Linked DNA regions of Homo sapiens: region 1 is linked to region 2. The links are chromatin contacts, found by Hi-C or POLR2A ChIA-PET in ENCODE. All regions are on one chromosome and are shown on one strand. The core of a region is the stretch at or near the end of the contact, and the rest is flanking DNA. Distances in the headings are between cores, read along the strand shown. Region 1 has its middle 130 kb from the start of NKILA. Region 2 overlaps PMEPA1 (prostate transmembrane protein, androgen induced 1).

The links. Hi-C counts contacts between places; a loop is a spot of excess contacts on that map. ChIA-PET counts read pairs that join two places held with the same protein, here RNA polymerase II (POLR2A). Pooled maps may share reads with other maps.
Region 1: a map of heart right ventricle shows a loop between it and region 2 (2.1-fold over the local background). The contact joins two enhancer-like sites. A Hi-C loop is called at or near these places in 4 of 168 maps with a recorded cell type or tissue (B cell, IMR-90, K562 and 1 more), 3 of 37 single-sample maps with no recorded cell type and 4 of 50 pooled maps. POLR2A ChIA-PET finds 5 or more read pairs at or near these places in 1 of 52 experiments (Panc1).

The regions. Positions count from the first base shown.
Region 1 is chr20:57,837,462-57,844,334 of GRCh38, forward strand. No RefSeq gene overlaps it. Among named protein-coding and RNA genes, the nearest start is that of NKILA, 130 kb to the left of the region's middle. Within about 2 kb of position 1,375, at least 2 of the 41 ENCODE cell types and tissues checked have a DNase peak (open chromatin) inside an H3K27ac peak, as active enhancers do; they include heart right ventricle, where a contact is called at or near this core.
Region 2 is chr20:57,654,907-57,661,705 of GRCh38, forward strand. It overlaps PMEPA1 (prostate transmembrane protein, androgen induced 1), which reads right to left. Exons shown (of 4, transcript NM_020182.5): 2 at 4,637-4,791. Among named protein-coding and RNA genes, the nearest start is that of ZBP1, 38 kb to the left of the region's middle. RefSeq lists enhancers at 1-396, 397-994, 2,830-2,959. Within about 2 kb of position 2,810, at least 12 of the 41 ENCODE cell types and tissues checked have a DNase peak (open chromatin) inside an H3K27ac peak, as active enhancers do; they include heart right ventricle, where a contact is called at or near this core.

The sequences.
Region 1 (6,873 bases), core at 125-2,624, 180 kb after region 2:
CAGTGGGGAACATAAGATGTGAATTCTCCTCTGGAGTGTCCAGAAGGAACACAGTCTGCTCGACATCTTGATTTTAGAGACCCATTGCGGATTTCTAGACTGGCCTCTAGGTCTGCAAGATCATAAGCACGTTTTGTTTTCAGCCAGTAAGCGTGTGGTCATGTGGTTCCGCAGCTGTGGGAAGCCCACACAGCGGACTTCTCGTCTACGTCCGTGATGGGGGCTGCATCCATGCCCAACCTCAGCCACTGATTCAGGGATGGCCACGTGGACAAGGCTGGGAAATACAAAGCAATCCTTGGGCTCCGCTGGAACCAACAGGGGCGGAACGCTGTCTTTCCATCAGGGCTGCTGAGGGGATGCAGCAGGTGTTACCCTGGAGCTGCTGGGGGGTCTATTTGCGACCACGAGGTGCATGTTCATCTGAATGACAGAACTGGGTGAGAGGGAAGCGGGATGGTGACGTTGTGTGAGATTCTGGATAGACCATGCCTGAAGCCAACTGGCCTTTATGTTCCAAAAACCTGTAACTGTCCCTCTGCACTCAGGCTGCTCTGAGCTGTGCTTCTCATCACCTGCACCTGATACATTCCTGGCTGTCCCAGGATCCAAGCCTGGCTTTTGAAAGCCTGTAGGATTCGAACGTGGCCTTGCTGGTCCTTATGTACACTCTCCCTTTCAGAGTTTCAGAGCGAGAGGACAGAAAGTCAGACATCAGGGAAGCTTAGACTCATAATTGTGGAAAGGGACACTTGGAGAAGACTTTCAGTCTCTTTTTTTGAGACAGGGTCTCATACTCACTCAGGTTGAGTGCAGTCGTACAGCTCAAACGACCTCCCCAGCTCAAACGACCTTCCCTCCTCAGCCTCCCGAGGAGCTGGGACCACAGATGTGTGCCACTACATCTGGCTAATTTTTGTATTTTTTGTATAGACAGGATTTCGCTACATTGCCCAGGCTGGTCTCGAGCTCCTGGGCTCAAGCAATCTTCCTGCCTCAGCCTCCCCAAGTGCTGGGGTTACAGGTGTGAGCCACCGCACCTGGCTTTGTTTTACACTTTTTACACTGAGGTGCAGAGAGGGGAGGTAACTTGCCCAAGGTCACCCAGCTGGTAAGAGACAGTTGGAATTAAAACCTGCTTCTCAGCCTGCTCCGCCCCTCTTGGCCCTCAGCAGTCCCACAAGAAAGGGCTTCGGGTCTATAATTTCTGGTGGGTTTTTTGCTGACAGAACTCAGGAGAGACCTGAGCTTGCCCGGCCTTGTTTTTGCCACACTCATAATGCGGCCCACATTTTCTTGCGGTGGAGCTTTCAGAAGCTGGCGTTCTGACTGGGCCGCTCTCCAGCCCAGGACTCGTCTGGAAGCCGTTTGTGGGGTCTGCCATCTGGTGAGCTGCGGCTGTGCGGTTAATATTTCCCAGACTAGGCTGCTTCCTGGTCCCCCAGACTCTCCGGCCCCCTCAAAGTGCGGCAGAGAGAGGAATGTGCTACAGGCGGGTCCCCCGTCCACGCATGTCTCTCTCTTGGTTACCTGCCACGCTTCCAGGAGACAGATGGCTCCACTTAACATGTGGCTTGGAGCCAGGAGGTCCTGGACCCCAGGCCGGCGATACCAAACACCAGAGTGTCAGATGCAGGACTGGCTCCCATCCACCCAGTCCCAGCTGGGAACACGTGCTTTGTTTCTCCCTTCCTCCCAGTTCTCTCGTCTTTGTGTTTTTCAGCCTTGCCACCATTTTCAAAGACCCTTTTTATACACACCCTCACCCAGGGTTTATTCCAGAGGACTGTTCTTCTCTTACTGCCAGCTTGTCTGAGCGACCCCCTATCACTCATGATGAACTGGATGTTTACTTAGCACCTACCAAGTGCCAGGGAGTTGCAGACGGTATTCGCTCTGTAGCAACCTGAGATAGGTACGATTCTGACCCCATTTCAGTGCCAGGGAAGGCACCCAGAGCTGTGGAGTGACGATCTGAGGCCCACACAGCTGGGAAGAGATAAAAGCAGGGGCCATGATGACATGGATCTTATTATGCCCATTTTACTGTTGAGGGAACTGAAGCCCAGCACAGCCATGTGACTTGCTCAGAGACACACAGCAGATGAGCCGCCAAGATGAGGCCAGCCTCTTTCTGACTTCCTTCTGGTTTCCTTTCTCCCACAGGGACCCCACTGAGCCATGAGCTCTAGAATCTGTACGGTGGGCAGACGACCTTGACCACGGGACATGTTCCTTCTGGATCCTGCCCCAGGTCAAGGTGGTTGGAAACCCTCCCTGGCCTGAAAGCCGTTAAAGCTAGTGAATGAGCAGGAGGGTGGTGGGAGATGAGGTCAAAGAGACACCTTCTTAAATAGAGGAAGGAACCTGTTGATGGCATGTTCTACAACCCAGACATCCGACTGCCATTGGTTAAGGCAAGTGAACCACGTGCCACATACAGTGTCCATGCCACACTTGTGACGACGGGAGGGTGTGTGCAATCTCATTATCCCCAGTTAGCAGGAAAGGCCAGAGGCTCCAGGAGGTGACCAGGCAGAGGAAGCCACTGCTGCTGAGGCTGTCCCCACTGGGGCTTGTGAGCTGAGGGAGGTGGGCTCGGCTAAACATGAAAACTAGGAGAGGAAACCTGCCCGCAGCTTGGCTTTTGCTGGATGACAATGTGGCTCCACTTTCCCTATTTCCAGCCAGGCATTTCAGAGACTCTTGGCAGTATCAGTCCATACCGCCTCCGGAGGCACCAGCTACAGTGTCTGCTTGTGCATAGCTGGCGGGAGTTGCCTCTACTGAACTTTCCTCCCATGGGCTCTGTGGAGCTGCTCCTGAGAGCTGGACCTGAGAGCGGACGGGCCCAGATACCCCCGTGCGGGAGCTCATAGCTGCTGGTAAGCCAGGGCGGCATGTGAAAGTGTCTGTTCACTCATTCACACAAAAGTCCTCCTTGACACCCACAATCCTGGGCACCAGGATGCGGCCCCAGGCAGGGCTGGTGAAGTCTTTTCTCCTGAAGCTCATGTTCTACCAGAAGAGTCACAAATAAAAACATAACGCAGAGAAGTGACAAAGGATGGCAGGGGTCCAGGAAGACCGCTCCCAGGAGGTGGTCTTTGTGGAGAGAGAGACCCTCGGGGAAGGACTTGATGACAGAGGGCGTGGAGGGCCTCATGCATCGATTCCCTGCTGTCTGCTGGCTCTGGCCACAGGCACTCACTGAGGCCCATTTCATAGGTGGGAAACTGAGGCACAGGGAAGCTAGGCAACTTGCCGGGAGTCCTCATGCTAAGAAGCAGCATGGGCAGGCTTCAAAGCCAAGCCCCCGGCTCCAGGGCTCGAACACATAACCCCCGGGCTACACACAGTCTTTCCCTTGATACTCACCATATCCTGTGGCTCCAAGTGAAGATCCCGTGCATATCTAATGCCAAAGGACAGCAGCCCTGGGCACTAGCAGCCTGGCTCACAGAAAGCAGACTCCCCCACCCCGCGCCACATTCCCCCACCATTTCTGGGTGTCCTCAGGGGAGCCTTGAGTCGGCTCATGGGGAGGTCAGGCAGCTACAGCTTCCCAAGCTCTCTGGGCCAAAGGGCTGGATTTGTGTTGCTAATCAGACACCCATATGGGGTCCCCTGCAGCTCACGTCACACACGACCCACTATGTGAGTCTGACATCACCCAGACTGGGCTGAGCTCCGACTACATGCTTGGGGGTCGTGGCGCTGCCATCGTCATGCTTTTAAAAGCACCCCCAATGTCTGTGCTTGTCTCATCATGGATGGGCCACAGAAAGGCCTCATGCCACAAGAAGCACTCAGCTGTGTGGCCAAGTGGCCAAGTAGCATCCATCCGTTTGTCTCCTAGAGCTGGGCCACACAGGTCCCCTCCGCCTGCCCGAGGGGCCCCAGCATGTCTAACTGACATCATCATACAAACAAGAGCATGCAGATGGAGGGTGTGTCCCCAAATGCCTCCAAAGCCCCAGTCATTGGTTCAAACTCTGAGGTCTGAGCGCTGAGCTTCCGTGCTCAAACCGCTGCTGACCTTCACGAGCTCGGTGCTGCAGCTCTGCTGCCATGGGTCCAGCCTGCAAGTCTCCAGCAACTCTAGCAGCTTCTGGCCTGGAAGCAGCTGCCCACCCCAGTGTGCCTGTGCCCCCACGCTCCTGTGCTTTCTCTCCAGGCTGGGCCTCCCACCAACATGGCCCTCTCCCAGGAGGGATCCAAGGCTAGCATAGCTCTGCATGACAGGCGTGGTGGATCAGGGCACCTGCCCAGCTCAGCCAGTCTCCAGTGCCCCTTCCTCTGTGCCAGGCGGCAGCAGCACCCCTGGACAGAAGAGACAGCCAGGAAGGTGGTCTCATGGAAACCCAGTGGAGCAGAGAAATGAGGAAATAAAGCACATTCTATCCAACTTTAGGCAGGAAAAGCAGGGATTCGCCCCCTGCCTCATTTGCTTTCTCTTCCTAGAACAACCATTAAACTTTTCCCATGCTCAGCCACCAATATGGATTCAATCTCTTTTCAGGTTTGCTTTTGCTGTGAGAATGACTCCAGTCATGTTTTGTGTTCTCAGGCACTCACTGTTCATCTCCTAGAACAAATTGGGATGCCCTTGGGTTTGGGGCTTCCTGAGCCTCCTTCCTTTGTACCATCTTCGTCCCTGTTTCAGAAACAGAAGACATTATTTTTATTTATTTATTTATTTATTTATTTATTTATTTATTTAAGATGGAGTCTCGCTCTGTCACCCAGGCTGGAGTGCCGTGGCGCGATCTCGGCTCACTGCAACCTCTGCCTCCCAGGTTCATGCCATTCTCCTGCCTCAGCCTCCCGGGTAGCTGGGACTACAGGCACCTGCCACCACGCCCGGCTAATTTTTTGTATGTTTAGTAGAGACGGGGTTTCACCATGTTAGCCAGGATGGTCGCAATCTCCTGAACTCGTGATCCACCTGCCTCGGCCTCCCAAAGTGCTGGGATTACAGGCATGAGCCACCGCGCCTGGCCAACAGAAGACATTCTTAAGCATGCGCTCCTGGGAGGTTTGGGACCAAGGTTAGTTTGATTTGTTCTCTGCACAAATGTGGTGGCTGCTTCATTTTAACATGCTAAATGTTATGAAGTCACTTTGAATTACGGTAGGGAAAAGCTGTAGAGGCCCATCTCCTTTCTCAAGCCTGACAAAGCACTTTATAATCACATTCTTTCTGGAACGTCTATCAGAAACACGTTATATTAAGATGCAAAGCTATTTGTTAAAGTCGTCAAACTGCAACTGAAAAACACGATTTTTTATTTTTGCCATGTATGTTTTTTTCTCTCATCATCACCAAGAAAATTGAAGTCTAAACTCCAGCAGACAATTAGGCCTCATGGAGTGGTGTCATGTCTGCGGGCTTCTGTGATGCTTGCAGTGGCCTTTAATTAGATTCAGGGTCTCTATATGTGGGGCTCCAGCTTAATGCAATTTGGAAACTAATCATGTTTAATTAGGTTGTATTATTAGGGAACAGCTGAGCAAATGGAAGACTGTGCTGCATACTAGGGAAACTTACAAAAGCAATATCACAAAACACACAGTTATTACCAGCGAGATGAGCAAAAGTCATCTGCATTACATTTGAGTGATTTGATTTGCTTCCCCCTGGAGAGGTTCTGAGGCTTGTCCCGTCTTTAAGGTGTTGTGTTTAGCTGTGTCTAGGCTTGGGCAGACCTCACGGCCACCTCTCTCAGAATGGAGGTGACTTGACTTCAGGCAGTCATCTGGAGAAGTCTCCTGCACCTGGGCACCACACTTCAGGGCAGATATGTCCTTGCTGCTTTTTCTTAGGGCACATGGTTCAAGGACAGCCCTGGCAGCTGAAACCCAGGGTTTCAACCCCTCTCCAAGCTCACCTGGTGCTGAAAACCTCCATCTCACAGCATAAACATCTGTAAGAAAGCAACCAAAAGATGCCTGCATGGAGACTGCGTGAGTCCAAGTTCCAATTGAATTCATTTTCTGACAGCTGAGAAAGGTGTGAGACCTGGGGAGGAAAAGTCCGCTATCTCCAGCTATCTGAGTTCCAGTGAGGCTGTTCCTGGGTCAGAAAATATCTTCATAGAAGTACAGAGTATCTCAGTGACCCATCTGTTTATATGAGAATGAGGACTCTGGTTTAGTCATTAGATCAATTTCTGGACTGAGAGTCCAAAGAGAGGGTCACTGGATTTACTTCCTCTGTGTCTTTGTTTCCCATCTGTAAAATGGATCTATGAAAATTCAATGAATCAATTAATTCATTCCTTGAATATTTTATCTCCAGTCACTGGAGATTTAAAATAATGAGTTAAGACATGTTCCTGCCCTCAAGGAGCAGGGAATCTTTAGAAAGCAGGGCCTGAGGCAAGGATTAAGCTACTGATGATTTATGGGGGGGGTGCAAGCCCAGGGCAGTGGAGGTGAAAGAAAAGGGAGGCGAGGTGGGGAGGGAAGGTGTAGCCTGGGGTCATGTAAGTGGCAGTGGCTGTAGACTTTTCCTCCCCAGACCTCACAGCTTTCTCGGCTGTCAGAAAATAAATTCAACTGGAACTTGGACTCATGCGGTCTCCATGCAGGCATCTTTTGGTTGCTTTGTTGCAGATGCTTATGCTGTGAGACACGGAGGTTTTCAGCACCAAGTGAGCTTGCAGAGGGGTTGAAACCCACTGGGGGCCCCAGCCATGTGTTCACCTGGCACATGGGCTTCCATGGAAAGCTGAAAGGGGGTGGGGGGCACACCTCAAAGGAATCCACAGGAGAGAGAATCAGAAGGAATTCTACGCCACTGGGAGTGTCTTCCCACGCTCTCCAGCTTGCCTCGTCCAGGCCCTCTGAGGCTGCTCAGGAAGCCAGAGG
Region 2 (6,799 bases), core at 1,560-4,059:
TCCTCCTCACAGAAGTGGGAACATCTCCCTCATGCCCCCCACCCCACACCCTGCCACTCCTCTGCTTAAACCGTCTGGGCCCCCCGCTGCCTCCAGGAGAGAAAGTTCCAACCCCTTACCGAGGCCCATACCCCCTAGATGTCCACGGCCGTAGTATAGCTGTTTCCTTTAACGGGTTTTCCTATCTGTATAGCGGGCTGATGACAGCGCCTGCAATGCACCATACAGTGTGTTCTGCAAGGTGCCCAGTGAACACAGACTCTCACGTCTTGCCTTTGGATCTGAGCCCATCCTGGGTCTGGACCAATGGCCCCTCTTTCCTCCCTTTCCTGAAGAACTTTGACTGGCCCCTCAAGCCTCTGCCCAGGTGTGCTAACCCCAGAGCTCTCCGTTAGCCCCCCAGGCGGGTCAGGCACCTCCTCCCATCTCCTCCAGTCCCCTCCTGCACCACAGCCTTTGTCCCTCTGCCCCCGGTGGCCTATTCAGGGGTCTCACTCGCCCTGCAGGAGCTGCTACCGTTTCCCCAGTGCCAGGCGCCGGCGTGCTATGCAGTCAGGGAGTGCTCAGGTTGCTACTTAAGTGCGGAAGTTGCTGGGTGACCCGTGCAAGTCATCTTTGTGGAATTAGGTTCCAAAGTGGCTTGAGAAGTCGGGGGAGGTGGGCCCAGCTTCAGAATTGTCTGGAACCTTCCCCAGCCTCTGGCTATGTCTGCCAGTCACCCCAGGTGGAGGACAAGGACAGGTTCCAATCCTACAGCCACTGCTGACGAGCCCCCTGCTCCCAGCAGCCTCCAACCACTCCCAGACTCCCAGGGCTCGGGGTGGACTCCTCTTCTTTGAAGTGGGCGCACCCAGTCCACCTGCGCCTTCCCCATTTAGATGCTTCTAGACCAAGGGTCTGAAAACTGTTTCCATAAAGAGCCAGAGAGTAAAATATTTTCTGGTTTGTGGGCCGGCGGGTCTCTGTCATACCACTGAACCCTGCTGCTACAGCCAAGCGCAGCTATGGGCAAAACGCACTCGAAAACACTTCATTCACACTCAGAAAAGACCTCATTGACAAAACCAGGCAGCCGCAGTGAGCTGACGCTCAGGCAGCTCCTCCCAGACCCCTCCAGAGTCTTAACACCACGAGGCCAGAACGTAGCTGCCCATTCTTCCCCTGGAGTCCCCAGGAACATCCAAGGGGACGGGATGGCCTTCTATCAAACTTCGAGGACTCAGAGATGTTTCTAAAGAATAAAGAGATGTTCCTAAAAAATTCGGTACCTCCCATGTCCTCAGGAGATACTGAATTCCCCCACAGCCCAGCACAAGGGGCCTGGGGGAATTCGGTATCTCCTGAGGCCATGGGAGTGGACGCTAGGTCTTTGGCTCCCGCTGCTGGCAGATTGTCGCACATTGGCCTGGCCACAGTCTTGTCCCTGCCCCTGGGAAATGGGCCCTTGGTGGGCTGGGTTCTCTCGGGAGCAGGAGACCCACACTGAGGACTGATTGGGGGATAAAGAGGACAAAGGGTCACCCCATCCAAGGCCTGAGTTCCTAGTCTGAGCAGGCCTTGGGCACAAAGACTGGGATTGCCTTTCTGGGTAAACCTGAAGTCTGCGCCACTCCGTGGCTGGGCGGTCACTGCAGTGACGTTCTGCATCATGTCCCGAATACCCTCGGAGCAGCGCCAGGGTGGAAGTGCCATCCCTGGTCGAGGGGCTTGCCTGCACTGGAGCCTCACCCTCAGAGGGCAGATCCTTGCCCAGTGTCACACAACAAGGAGGTGACAAGGCCGAGAAAAGACCTCAGAGCTCAGGGTCTTACCTGAGATGGTGAGGCAGGTGGGTGAGGCACGAGCTCTTGTCTCCATACAGGCAAGAGGGGACCCCCAGGGTCACCCTGAAAAGGGGCCATGGTCGGATAGCCATGCCAGGGGCAGAGCATGGATGGGCTGGGGGGATGTAGACTGGGCCCGGGACAGATAAGAGCTGTATGTGGATCTCTATGGAAGGCCGCGGGGCCCAGGGACTCCTGTCTGGCAGGGGGTCCCCAGGGGAGCTGCCACATTCTGCTTTAGGCCTAGTGAGGCTCCACGTTTACCCAGCCAGGCATCCCGGGCGGCTGTGCAGGCGGCTGGGTAGACAGTGGGAGGAGACTTTCTATTGGCCGAAGGTGTGACGGAATCCTACCCCTTCCTGGCAGCAGGATCCCAGGTGCCGTCTCCTGCTCCACAACAGTGAAGCCCCTGCAGTCGGCCTCTGGGTACGGTACACTCTCCACTAACTGCATCCTCCCCATGACCACGGGCCGCACAGGCCTAGCTTCAACCCACTGTGGAGATGCACACACTGAGGCTCCGAGGGGCAAGGTGAGTCCAGCCTGGAGTTAGTGCCCCTCCAGGGCTGGTGCCTTCTGGAATGTCCAGGCACCGTCACTCTCCCCAGCACTTGAGGGAGGACGGAATAGGCTGTGGGCTCTTCACACCGGCAGTGACAAGCAGTGTGGCCTCCGGCAAATGTTCCACCTCTCTCATCCCCAGTTTCTCCTCTGGAAAGTGGGGTGAACCCCTGAAGTCCCTGATGGCATCCCTGGGCAGACGTAACCAGTGCTTGTTGCTGGAGTGGTAGCAACAGCAAATAAACACGTCGGGGCTTGAGAGCAGCAGGTCTGCAGCACGCCCTCCGGACAGCGTGCTGGGACGCACAGTGGGCCCCGGGTCTGTGGGCCAGGCATTCCCATCAGAGGTCCCAGGGCTGATGCTCCTTGCCCTGGCAACCTGGTGACGCACTGAGGCTGGGGCCTGATGCAAGCAGAGGTGTCCAGACCTGCCAGGGACAGGCCTTCCGGCTAGGGACTGTGGCCAACAGGCTTCTCAGCTGACTTGGCTCAGCCCAGGGACTCTGGGCGCCACCACCAACCCCAGGCGTCCCCAGAAGTGGGGAGGCCACACTCAGTGCTGCCTGTTCTGTGAGTCCTCCCCACACCTGGTGAGCCCCGGCTCAGAGACGTGCCGCAGCCCCAGGGCTGGCCACGTGCCACCTCCTCCCCACAGTTCCCAGCCTGCTCTTTAAACAGCCGCTTCCTGCCCCACGTGGTTGAGTTACACATCCTGGGTGCAGAGATGGAAGCCATTAAGAGATTAACTCTGTGCCGCCCTTTGGTCCACCTGCTGAAGGATACCGAACAGCCGGGCTTCAGGCGGCCGACATGGAGCCGGGAGTTCACCGTCAGAGGCGGGCAAGTTCCCACCGACCCAGATCTGCCCTGTTTGCCCCTGACTTTGTGGAGATTCGAAAGGGAAATTCTTGGGGTTTCCAGAACACCCACCAATGCTCACAACTCTGAGAGATCAACACCCAGGACTGTAATGGAGAGCGGGGTCCCTCCTGCAGGGCTCTGTCCTCCTCACACTCCCGCGCCCACTTCACCTGGTCCTGCACAGCACGGCCTCAAGAGCAGCTCGCCCCAACTTCCTGGCCACGGCCCTCGGCTTCCTTCATCCGTGCACCTGCTCCTGTCTGCGCCCATCCAACTCACCAGCAGCACCCCCTGGGACTGGCTCACAGCCACTTCCCAAACGCAGGGGGAATTTTGCATACCCCGTGTGTGTGCTGGGTAGAGATCTGTCAGGTGGATGGATGGATGGATGGAAGTGCTTTTATAGCCAGTAATGACCAGACCCGTGCTCTGTGCTAAAGCCCTGAATCTCTGGGGAGGTGGATGTGACTGTCAGCCCATTTTACAAATGGGGGATCTGAAGCCCCATTTTGTAGATCAGGGACAGGTCTGAGGGCACGTGGCCAGTACTGGTGGAGATGGGATTAAACTTAGGCCCCGGGACCTGGTGTCCTGTTGCCTCTATGGCTCTCCAAGGCATTGTGACCACATGACCAGATGTCAGCATAGCACGGGCACGAGGGCAGGGCCGCCACCTCCCTTCCGTCTGGGTCAGGGCTGCAGGACTGCAGGCACCTTTCCCACCACTACCCCGGTGGGTAAGAGCCAAATGCCGGCCCCTCGTCTCCACCATCCTGTTGTGTCAGGCCTCTGTGTGGACCCAGAATGCCTTCCTGTGCTGCCTGCCCCAGGTGCCTCCCTGCTTTCAGCCTCATCTCTCTAGGTCTGTCTCCACTCAGCCTCGAGAGATGTGGGTCAAGACGGGGGTCAGCTTGCGCTGCTTGTGAGCCCAGCCCTGCCTCCCTAGCCGAGGGTTCCTCGCAGAGGCTCCCCCAGGTCCCAGTGGTCGCATCTCCTGCATGGCGCTATCACCACTGGGCGTCTCATCTCCCTCCTGGAACGTCAGCTCCATGACAGCAAGGACCTGTGTGCTGCCCTCTCCCCAGGCCCTGCACAGAGCCTGCGACCCGAGGCTGCTCGAGAGTCAGCTGAGTGCGTGAGTGGATCACGAAGCCTCTTCCCAGCCCAGCTCTTCATTCCCCACGTTCCTCCAGCATCTCTGAGGCCCGCCTGGCGGGTGCTTTCCTCCCATTTCAGGGGAGGAAGCTGCTGTCAGGTGGGCTCCCCAGCCCCTGTCTTCCTGCCCTGAATCTGTTTCCTGCAAACGCTGCCATTGGATCCCGTCTGAGTTTTTACAAGGGGCGTCCCACTGCCGCACCCTCAGGCCACAGATGGGATGGCGGGGCACTTACTGAGGACAGGGCATCTTCTCTCCTCCGCCCCTGGCTGTGCCGGCTGATGAAGGACCGTGCAGACAGCTTGTAGTGGCTCAGCAGGCACGTGATCACCACCACCATCACCATCATCACCACCACGATGATGATGATCTGAACAAACTCCAGCTCCGCTGTGGAGACAAAGAGGGACACGTGAGACCCTGGACACCTGCAGGTCGCTGTGCTCAGGGCTCAGCCCTTTTGAGCTTTTTCACCCACCTAGGGGGACGAGAGTGCAACCCAGACTCAGGAAAGCCCCCGCCACTCTCCCGGCAAGGTCACAGGCGATGCCTGGGGCTGGGGTACGTGCAGGGAAGCTGCTCTCACGGCGGAGGAGGGGGTACTGCTGGCTGGGAGAGCACCTCAAAGGTGTCCTGGGACCCAGACACCCCCTCTGTAGGGACTGACCGGAAGGAGGTAACGGGACAGGCAGGAGGAAGGCCCTGCTCTCTGCTCTCAGAGCCTCCTGGAGCCGTTCTGCAGATGCACAGCGTGAGCTGACTGGCAGAAAGGGAGCCCTGCGCACTGGCTCCTGTCGCTGGGCAAAGGCTCGGGCAGACGGTCACAGACCCTTCTTAGGGGCCCAGGGAGGGAGCAGTTGGGAGGAGAAGGGGACCCCTGAGTGCGGAGAGAGGAAGTTGGCACTGAGTTTGGGAGTGAAGCTTTGTGGAATTAAACAAAGAGGAGCTACATGTGAACGTGTGTACACAAACCTATGCACACCTGACACTCCTACACATATGTCAACACACCAACACTCCTACACACACAACACCAACACAAATGCCCCAACACTCCTACACACACAACGCTCCTAAGTACACGTCAACACCAACACACACCCAACACTCCTACACAAATAACACCCCAACACGTACCCCTAACACTCCTACACACAAAACACCCCAACACTCCTACACACACAACACCCCAACACTCCTACACACACGTCAACAACGCTACATACTCCAACACTCCTACACACACGTCAACACCAACACATGACCCAACACTCCTACACAAATAACACCCCAACACGTACCCCTAACACTCCTACACACACAACACCCCAACACTACATACTCCAACACTCCTACACACACATCAACACCAACACATGACCCAACACTCCTACACAAATAACACCCCAACACGTACCCCTAACACTCCTACACACACAACACCCCAACACTCCTCCACACACAACACCCCAACACTCCTACACACACGTCAACAACACTACATACTCCAACACTCCTACACACACGTCAACACCAACACACGACCCAACACTCCTACACACATATCAACACCCCAACACACACCCCTCAACAGTCCCACACCCAAGTCAACATCCCAACACACACTTCCCAACAGACACAAACACACACAGACACAGCGCACCACACGTGCCCACACACACACATCCATCCCAGGACTCACAAACACACGCCACGCTCAACAGGACGGGGGTGTCAGGACCCTCCTCTTGGTGAAAAGGCCTCAGAAAACCCACATTCCAGATGGCTGCGGATGTTGCCATTCGCATTTTCTAAGGTTGGGTTTTTTTGTTTTTTCTTTTTTGGTTTTTGATTTGTTTTTCCCCTAGAAGGCGGAAAAACCCTCAAGTGCTGGAATAGGAAGAAGGTTATTTTGATCCTGCCTGAGCCGGGCAGTTTCTGCTGACTCAAGCGGGTCTGTGCCGAAGCGGCCTCGGCAGCTGGCCGAGCACGGTGCCAGCAGAGCCCCCAGCAATGGGCAAGACGCCGGGTCCCTTGGAGTTGACACGGCAGAGTGGGCACCAGCCGGCAGCGTCCGGGGCCAAAGCTCCTCCAGCTTCGCCCTGCCCAGGACACCCTGCCCAAGGTGTGCAGGAATGTGACTCCCCAGACCCCGGCTGGCATGGGGGCAAGGAGGACTCCCCAGGGCTCCCTGGCACTAACAAGCAATTAGCCAGGCTCCCTGGGGGCCCCAGTTCAAGCCCAGTGCCACTGACTCAGTTCCTCCTCCTCCCAGGACCGAGGAACCAAAGCCGGGGGAGGGGGATCGGGGTGGGCAGGTGTCAGGTGGCAACTGGAGAAAAAACAGGCCGTGCAGAGCCGATGCCAGGCGCTCGGGCCATCAGACAGCCCAGGCAAG